2 separate regions of the Homo sapiens genome follow, and region 2 is linked to region 1. Evidence: chromatin contacts called from ENCODE Hi-C or POLR2A ChIA-PET data. All regions are on one chromosome and are shown on one strand. Each heading gives the region's core, a stretch centred on a gene start or an enhancer-like site at or near the end of the contact. The rest is flanking DNA. Distances are from core to core; before and after follow the strand shown. Region 1 holds the start of TRIB3 (tribbles pseudokinase 3). Region 2 holds the start of PTPRA (protein tyrosine phosphatase receptor type A).

Region 1 (4,132 bases), core at 1,484-3,983:
ACCTTAACTCTTCTTGTCTGCAGAATGGAGGTGACTTACTGTTTTTCTCTGTCTCCCTTTCACATCTTTGCACTCTTCACCCCTTCTCTTCCCTCAGCTTTTAGTTTAAACATCACCTTTCTGATAAGCCCTGCTGAAAATGGCCACCCTCAGTCATGACGGAGAACAAGTCTTTCCTATTTTATTCAAGAAAATGCATGATGCAATCTATTTTAAATGATCATGGTTTTAATTTTATTTTCCTGATAATGGTCTATCTCTCCACTGATTTATAAGATTTGTAAGAGCAGGGGTGGATCATTCTGGTCACTGCTGAGTCCCCAGCATTTAGAACAGGGGCTGACACAGCACAAAACAACGTTAGTTGGGAATGTACAAGCAAACCCAGCACACCTTCAGAGGGGTGCTCAGGAAACAGCCCTCCCACCTTTCTTCACCCCTCACAGCTGTGGGATCTTCCTAACCATTTCGGTGTCCCAGGATAGAGGATGAGTTTATTCACCCCTCCCCAGCAGGGGAGTTGCCAGGATTAAATGAGATCCCAGAATGCCCTGGTATACCCTGAAGGCTCTGGGACACAGGTGAGCTGGTCCCCAGGGATTTGGAAACAGGAAAACAAATATGACTCCACCCTGCCTCCCATCCAGCCTCTGCCTAGAGGAGTTATTTTATTTTATTTTACTTTTTTTTTTTTTTTGAGACGGAGTCTTGCTCTGTCGCCCAGGCTGGAGTGCAATGGCGCAATCTCAGCTCATTGCAACTCCTGCCTCCTGGGTTCAAGCGATTCTCCTGCCTCAGCCTCCCGAGTAGCTGGGACTACAGGTGTGTTTTTTGTATTTTTAGTAATTTTTTGTACTTTTAGTAGAAACGGGTTTCACCGTGTTAGCCAGGATGGTCTTGATCTCCCGACCTCGTGATCCACCTGCCTCAGCCTCCCAAAGTGCTGGGATTACAGGCATAAGCCACCACGCCCAGCCTCTAGAGGAGTTATTTTACTTACTTACTTATTTATTTATTACACAGGATCTCACTCTGTCACCCAACCTGGAGTGCAGTGGCACAATCACGTTTCACTGTAACCTGAACTCCTGGGCTCAAGTGATCCTCCTACCTCAGCTTCCTAAGTAGCTGGGACCACAAGCTCGTACCACCATGCCCGCTATCTTTTTCTCTTTGTAAAGACAGGGTCTTACTATGTCATCCAGGCTGTTCTCAAACTCCTGGCCTCAAGCAATCCTCCCGTCTTGGCCTCCCAAAGTGCTAGGATTACAGACATGAGCCAGCTCACCCAGCTGAGGAGTTATTTTTTGACACTGGTGAATTCAGATCAAAAGGGATTTCTAAGAAAGGTGCTGGACCCAGGCCGGGCGCGGTGGCTCATGCCTGTAATCTCAGCACTTTGGGAGGCCGAGGCAGGTGGATTATCTGAGGTCAGGAGTTCGAGACCAGCCTGACCAACATGGAGAAACCCTGTCTCTACTAAAAATACAAAATTAGCCAGGCATAGTAGCGCATGCCTGTAATCCCAGCTACTTGGGAGGCTGAGGCAGGAGAATCGCTTGAACCCGGGAGGTGGAGGTTGCAGTGAGCCGAGATCGTGCCATCGCACTCAATCCTGGGCAACGAGTGAAACTCTGCCTCAAAAAAAGAAAAAAAAAGAAAGGTGCTGGACGCCTAGGACGCAGAGGGGTGTTTCACCCCAAATCAAGTAGCACCAAGCCCTCCCAGGCCTTGGGTGCAAGCATATTAAAGGCCTCTTTCCCTCTCTGTCTCCATTGTTTACACTCCACTGAGCATCCGCAATGTGCCACACACTGTTCTAAGCGTCTTACACATATTAAATTATTTAATCCTCACAACAACTTTATGAAGTGAGCGCAATTATGAGCCCATTTTATGGAGCAGGAAGTTGAGGCAGGGTTTTAGGTAGCTTTTCTGGGGTAGCACTGTGGGTTGGAGCGGAGGTGGAGTGCACTCTTAGGCCAGCTGGCTCTAGGGGCTCTTCACCACTAGGCCGCACTGCCTCTAGCAAAGGGACGCGGGGAAGCTCAGCAGACCTTAGGCCTCCCAAGGGCGCCACGGTGGTTCCTTTGAGCCCAGAGTCAGCTCTTAAGTCCATAGGCCTTCCTGAAGCTTCTGAACCACTTGCCCATAGCTGGGCCTCAGGCTGGCTCTCAGTAGAATGTGGAGAATGGAGATTCCCGCATGTCCACTTCTCCTAAAGGTTTTATAAGGCAGTGCTGGGAATGTGCTTTATAAAAAAGGGGAAGCACCCCGACAACAGTCACTGTTTGCTCTTTTAAGCACCATCCTGAGAAGGAGGAATGTTCTTCCCATTTCATAGGTGGGGAAACCGAGGCTCAGAAGAGCAAATTTTTGGCCGGGCGCGGTGGCTCACGCCTGTAATCCCAGCACTTTGGGAGGCCGAGGCGGGTGGATCACGAGGTCAGGAGATCGAGACCATCCTGGCTAACAAGGTGAAACCCCGTCTCTACTAAAAATACAAAAAATTAGCCGGGCGTGGTGCGGGCGCCTGTAGTCCCAGCTACTCGGGAGGCTGAGGCAGGAGAATGGCGTGAACCCGGGAGGCGGAGCTTGCAGTGAGCCGAGATCGCGCCACCGCCCTCCAGCCTGGGCGACAGAGCAAGACTCTGTCTCAAAAAAAAAAAAAAAAAGAGCAAATTTTTTTTCCAAGGTGATAGGGAGAGTCCGTGGCTGATGTCTGCACTGACCAGACGCCCCTAGGGGGCCAGCGAGGGCGGGTCCCAGGTGCAGCGGATGCAGAGGAGAGAGGCCCGGGCGCGGCGCGGGGGATGGTGCGATCCCGGGCCCGAGGGCATCAGACGGCGGCTGATTAGCTCCGGTTTGCATCACCCGGACCGGGGGATTAGCTCCGGTTTGCATCACCCGGACCGGGGGATTAGCTCCGGTTTGCATCACCCGGACCGGGGGCCGGGCGCGCACGAGACTCGCAGCGGAAGTGGAGGCGGCTCCGCGCGCGTCCGCTGCTAGGACCCGGGCAGGGCTGGAGCTGGGCTGGGATCCCGAGCTCGGCAGCAGCGCAGCGGGCCGGCCCACCTGCTGGTGCCCTGGAGGCTCTGAGCCCCGGCGGCGCCCGGGCCCACGCGGAACGACGGGGCGAGGTACTCGGCGGGGTGCGGCCTGCGGACTCGCCCGGAGGCCGGGGGGCGGGAGGGGGCGGCCGGGGAAGGGGGCGCCGGAAGCCTCTGGGCGTCTGCGTGTTGCCGCGTGTTACACGCACGCACGCCCCTTACACACCTTTTCACAGACCCCGCCGTCGGGGCGCGGCCAGGTCAGATCCCTTTTGATCCGGGCCTGGGCTGAGTGCTCCCCCCGGGCTTCAGGTGACGCGGCCCCGCGGAGCGTGGGGTCGCCCGAGTTGGGCTGGGGAAGCCAGGGACGGAGGTGTCCGGCCGTCACCCCTAGAGGAGGGCGTGCGGGGGTCTGTTTTGCGTGAGTGCGGGATAGGGGAGTCGTGTGGTGCGGTGAGGGGCTTGTGGGGGGCACTGGAGGACTCTGGGGGTGGCGGGGGATCCGAGGGGGTCCTCGTGAACCCGCAGGGGAGAGTCCTGGGTGAGGGTGGGTCCCGAGCACCTGTGTCTCAGGAGATGGTGAGAGCTGTCTGGAGGGCTGGGCACTTGGTGGCAGGGGTTGGCGGTGCAGGGGACACCGCCGGGACAGGGCTGGGGTGCCCTGGAGCGGGGGAGCCGAGGGAGTGGGAGCGGGGGCGCAGCGCGCGATCTCTGGCCCGGCAGGGCCGCTGGTTCTCCCCAGTGCGCGGCTCCGGGTTTGCAGGTGGACGGTGCGCGCGTGTCTGCGGTGTGTGCTGTGCCTGCAGACCGGGGAGGGCGGGGGACGACAGCCACCTCCTTCCCTCTGCCTCACCCCCCTCCTGTCCCAGGGCCGCGCTTCAATTTCCGCTGAAACTTCTGACTCGGACACCCGCCGCCTTTCGCTTGGGCTCCCACGGGAGGGGCCTGGCTGCGGGGGGCGGGGCGGGGTGGGGGTGCGGCCTTGCTCGGGTAGACCATGGGTGTGACAGCTGGGAGGGCTGTGTGTGTGTGTGTGTGTGTGTGTGTGCGTGCGCGCGCGCGCTTGCGCTTGATGTAAC
Region 2 (3,983 bases), core at 791-3,290, 2.5 Mb after region 1:
CAATCACTATTTCAGTTATATTAAAAATATAAGTAGCATGTCAACCCCTTCTAGGGTAATACAAATAAAAAGTAAAAAAAAACTAATCAACAAAAAGAAACATATTAAGAAATAATAGTGTAAATTAGATATAAGGCAAAAGTAAGCTGGTGGGGTTTGGTTCTAGAGCATAGGGCTGCTATCCCAGCTACTGAGGTACCTCCTGCGTTTGCAGTCATTACTTGTTAGGGGTTTTCACACTTTGACTTCCTGCTTTTCACTTTTCCATTCGGTGTTGCGGGATAGATTGAGTTTGGACTTAAGGGGATATGTGAATGTTGGGCGTGGGGAAGGATCCACCCTCACTGGGGTCTGAGCGTTAGGAGAGTAGGCGTGTGGACTCTGGGCCTTTGGGCTGGAGTGTCTATTGGTCAGAGGTGTCGGGTTCGGCCATTTCACCCTCACCTCTAGGCTGGCCCTGCTGAGAGGGAGAGAGAGTCACAACTCCCACTCAAGGAGAGACTTCCCTGCTGGGGAGGGGACGGCCTGAGGCCCGCCCCACCCATATTCCCAGGCCCTGGCTCTGGTTAGCATGGACTAACTTATTCCACAATACGGAGGAGTGGGGCACAGAGTCCCTAACTGGCGCCCCAACAGAAGGCGGTGGTGGGGACCGGAGATGGTAGGACTGGAGATGGTAGGGGCTGCTGATGTGAGCCCACAATACGGAGGAGTGGGGCACAGAGTCCCTAACTGGCGCCCCAACAGAAGGCGGTGGTGGGGACCGGAGATGGTAGGACTGGAGATGGTGGGGGCTGCTGGGAGCCCCTTTTGCGCCGCAGTGTTTCCTGCCATGAAGAGTTGCCGCCGGTCACAACCCTTCCCCGGGGGCGCCCCGAATGTGGGACTCCTTCCGGCCTGGGGTGCGTGAGGGGGACTCAGGGGTTGCCCGGTCTGGAGGAGAGACTCGCCGCCACCTACCCCGGGAACCGCAGACTCTGGGTCTGGGATAAAGCGTCCCCTACCCGCAAGCTCGGTTTGTGCGCTACTGTGCAATCTGTCTTTTGCCTGCAGACGCCCAGCCGCTCGCCCTGCGCGGGTCTCGGAATGTCCAGGGGTCCCTACTGGGGATCACAACCCGGCGAAATGTCGCATTTGCCACCACCTATCTCGACTGCGTAATCGGCTTTCAGCCGCAGACGCTCAGGTCCTGCAGCACCCGCGGGGATCCGTGTAGGAACCTGCTGCCGCTGGATGGACTGAGCGATTGCTTCGCGGGTGTCACGCACCAGACGCCGTGCCGGGAGCGCCGGGAAGGGGGTACGCGCCCCAACCCCGGCCGGGGGAGGGCGCACTCTGGCTCCTCTCTGCGTTTTGAGCCTCCCCTCCCCCGCCAGGCGTATCGCAAAAGGCACCTCCATCGCAGAGCACCATGTGTTGTGCTTCTACTCAGCTCGGTGGCGAGCGGGGCCCCAGCATGCGCATCTGGAAAGCGGGGGAGATTACCCTGGAGCTCGGGTGGGGACGGCGTGGGCTGACTTGATATAAGACGACACCCACGGAGCCAGATCCGTTCTAGGGACTTGGCAGGTTCCTCTCCCTCCCCAGTGAGATCCGTCGTTCTTTGCAGCAATTAGGGGAGGGAAAAAAAAGACCCACAGTATCACGTTTGGAGAGGGTTAGGAAGATGGCTCTCGAGTTGCAGGCCGCCCTGGTGGCTAGACATTGGTGTAGTTTGTGCCTGGCCTCGGTTTCCTGATCTGTAAACTGGGAAGAAGGCCCAAGTCATGAGGCCTGTGACTGTAGAATGGCTGAAGGCACTGGTGCACTCGCAGCCGGTCCTTCCGGGGTCCAGCTTCCCGAAGGACTGGGCAGCCCCGGGGCGAACCCCTCTGGAGCTACCAGGAGAACGTGCGACCGGGTTCGGCGCCCCAGCCGGCAAGTGAGCGCCCAGCGGAGCGCAAGGGCGGGGCCCGCGCGGGCCGGAGACGCCCGTTCGCTGTCGGCCAACCAGCGCCTGTCTCTGAACAGCCAATGAACACGCGTCTTACAGCCAAGGCCGGGTCGGGAGCGAGGCTGCGGCGAGTGCGGCGCTGACAGAGACGCGCGCGCGCGCGATCGCGCTCGGACCCCGGCCGCTGCCGCCATCACTGTCGCCCGCCCAGTCGCCCCTCAGCCGCTTCCCCTCGCCATGGAGGCGAGGCCGCCGCCGCCGCCGCGGGGCTCGGAGCCGCGGGCCGGGCGGCGGCCCTGAGGGCTAGTGGCGGCCCGAAACGCCGCCGCGGAGCCGAGGCGGAGCCGCTGTCCTCGTCCCCAGCGGTCCCGCCCAACGCCCGACTCTGTGAGTGTTCGCGGCCGCTGCGCCCGGGTGGGCTCCGGAAGGGGGAGCGGCTCCCGGGGGCGGTGGGAGGGGTCCCGGGCCACAGCCCAGAGCCCGGAGCCCGAAGCCCTAAGCCATCTTTTCCGGGTAGAAGCCTGCGGGCGCCTGCAGGTTGATTGTGCATCCTTGCGGGTCCGTCGCGGGGAGGGGGTCCCCGGAAACGTGCCGGCCCGAGTGCCGACCCCTCGCGACTGCCCAGGAACTTTGCATGCGTCCTTCTGGGACCAGGCCAGGGCACTGCCAGAGTTGATTCTCAGAGAAGAAACTTAGAACGGCGAGAACAGAATTTGCTCAGGTCCATTTAATGGGAGGAAAGAGGAAAACTCTTGGCATGAGAAAATTTGCTTTTGCAGTGACCAACTTTTCTTTCCCTTCAAGTCCACCTCCCTCGGTCCCCCGGCCCGTCTCCCAGGCCCCTCTCCTTGCCGCCCTCTCCCAACTGTTGAGGCTGTTTAAGAAGGGAAATAAGGGCTGAGAGCTGCCCAGAATTCAGAATAGGCCAATTGAGAACGCAGGTCCCCTCCCTTTTTACTTTCGGTAAATAAAAAATTTTTTTTGAAAAAATTAGTTACTAATTATATCTCCTGAAGATTAAAAAAAAAAAATAGCAGAGCAGAGTCCTGTCTTGAGGGTTTCGTTTTTATTTTTGAGATCACTGATGATATTTGTAAGACAGGAAAAGAAGAATGTGCAAATCCACCCTCTGCAGGGTGAACGCCATCAGAAGCCTTTGCTCAGGAGAGGGATTCCGGCTCTAGAACCAGTCCACATCACCCTGGAGATGGCTTCGTTTGCCACCTGCTAGCTGTGCAGGCAGCCTGAGAAACAGAAGATGGTGGGCGAGAGGAGGACTGACTAGGAAAGGGCGAACATCTTCCTGCCTGGCCACTCCTTTCAGAAACAGATCTGATGCTGTCACTTGTTTACTTAAAAACTCCCTCGCTTTTCTTTTTCCCATGGGATGAATGAAGCCTAAAATGCCTTATCAGGTCATACAAAGCCCTTGACAATCTTGCCTCAATTTACTCCTTTACTTTTAGCCTAATCGGATCCTCCAATTCTCCTTCCCCTCATCCCGCTTGCTGGCTAGTATTCAGAGCTGCTTGACTGCCCCCTCACATGTTGGGATGTTTTTGTTTTATGTGATCCTCTTTCTTCCCCACCTTTACCTGCCAAGCTCCACTTTTTCTTTTAAAGTTCTTCTCATTTGAGAAGCTTCTTGCGGGCAGGAGCTGTGTCTTGCCCACCTTTCTATCTCCCGTGGTGGGAGAATCCTCCAAGTTGTCTTGTAGATTCTTTCCAATCTCTTCTCTCTTATGCCTAGGCTCTGTTTATTTCCCGGTATCCACTTCCCAAGAGATTTTTTCGTGTTTTGAAGGCCTGCTTGGAGTACATGCCCAGGACTTTTAGTATTTCTGATTCCCGGCTTCCCCATGTCCATCCCACCCAGCCCCCATAAGCAGTCAGCAGGTGGGAACTGGTAGGTCCCATATCCCACTGGCCTCCAAAAAACTGTCTCTGAAAGACTAAAAGCCCTTCAGTCTCTTTTCACCTCTGCCTGCTCAAAGTGACCTGGCTGATACCGTGCATTGTAAGGCATGGTGGGATCCCGGGGCCTGTTCTC

Evidence for each region. Hi-C counts contacts between places; a loop is a spot of excess contacts on that map. ChIA-PET counts read pairs that join two places held with the same protein, here RNA polymerase II (POLR2A). Pooled maps may share reads with other maps.
Region 2: a map of endothelial cell of umbilical vein shows a loop between it and region 1 (9-fold over the local background). The contact joins the promoter of PTPRA here to the promoter of TRIB3 in region 1. A Hi-C loop is called at or near these places in 1 of 168 maps with a recorded cell type or tissue (endothelial cell of umbilical vein) and 2 of 50 pooled maps. POLR2A ChIA-PET finds 5 or more read pairs at or near these places in 1 of 52 experiments (BJ).

Annotation. Positions count from the first base shown.
Region 1 is chr20:378,027-382,158 of GRCh38, forward strand. TRIB3 (tribbles pseudokinase 3) reads left to right here and starts at 2,734. Exons shown (of 4, transcript NM_021158.5): 1 at 2,734-3,143. RefSeq lists silencers at 3,018-3,177, 3,198-3,307, 3,578-4,132 and an enhancer at 3,853-4,132.
Region 2 is chr20:2,871,441-2,875,423 of GRCh38, forward strand. It overlaps PTPRA (protein tyrosine phosphatase receptor type A), which reads left to right and starts at 2,041. Exons shown (of 24, transcript NM_001385305.1): 1 at 2,041-2,320. RefSeq lists enhancers at 157-788, 789-1,418, 1,419-2,050, 2,051-2,680 and silencers at 1,165-1,304, 1,925-1,994, 2,175-2,224, 2,235-2,514.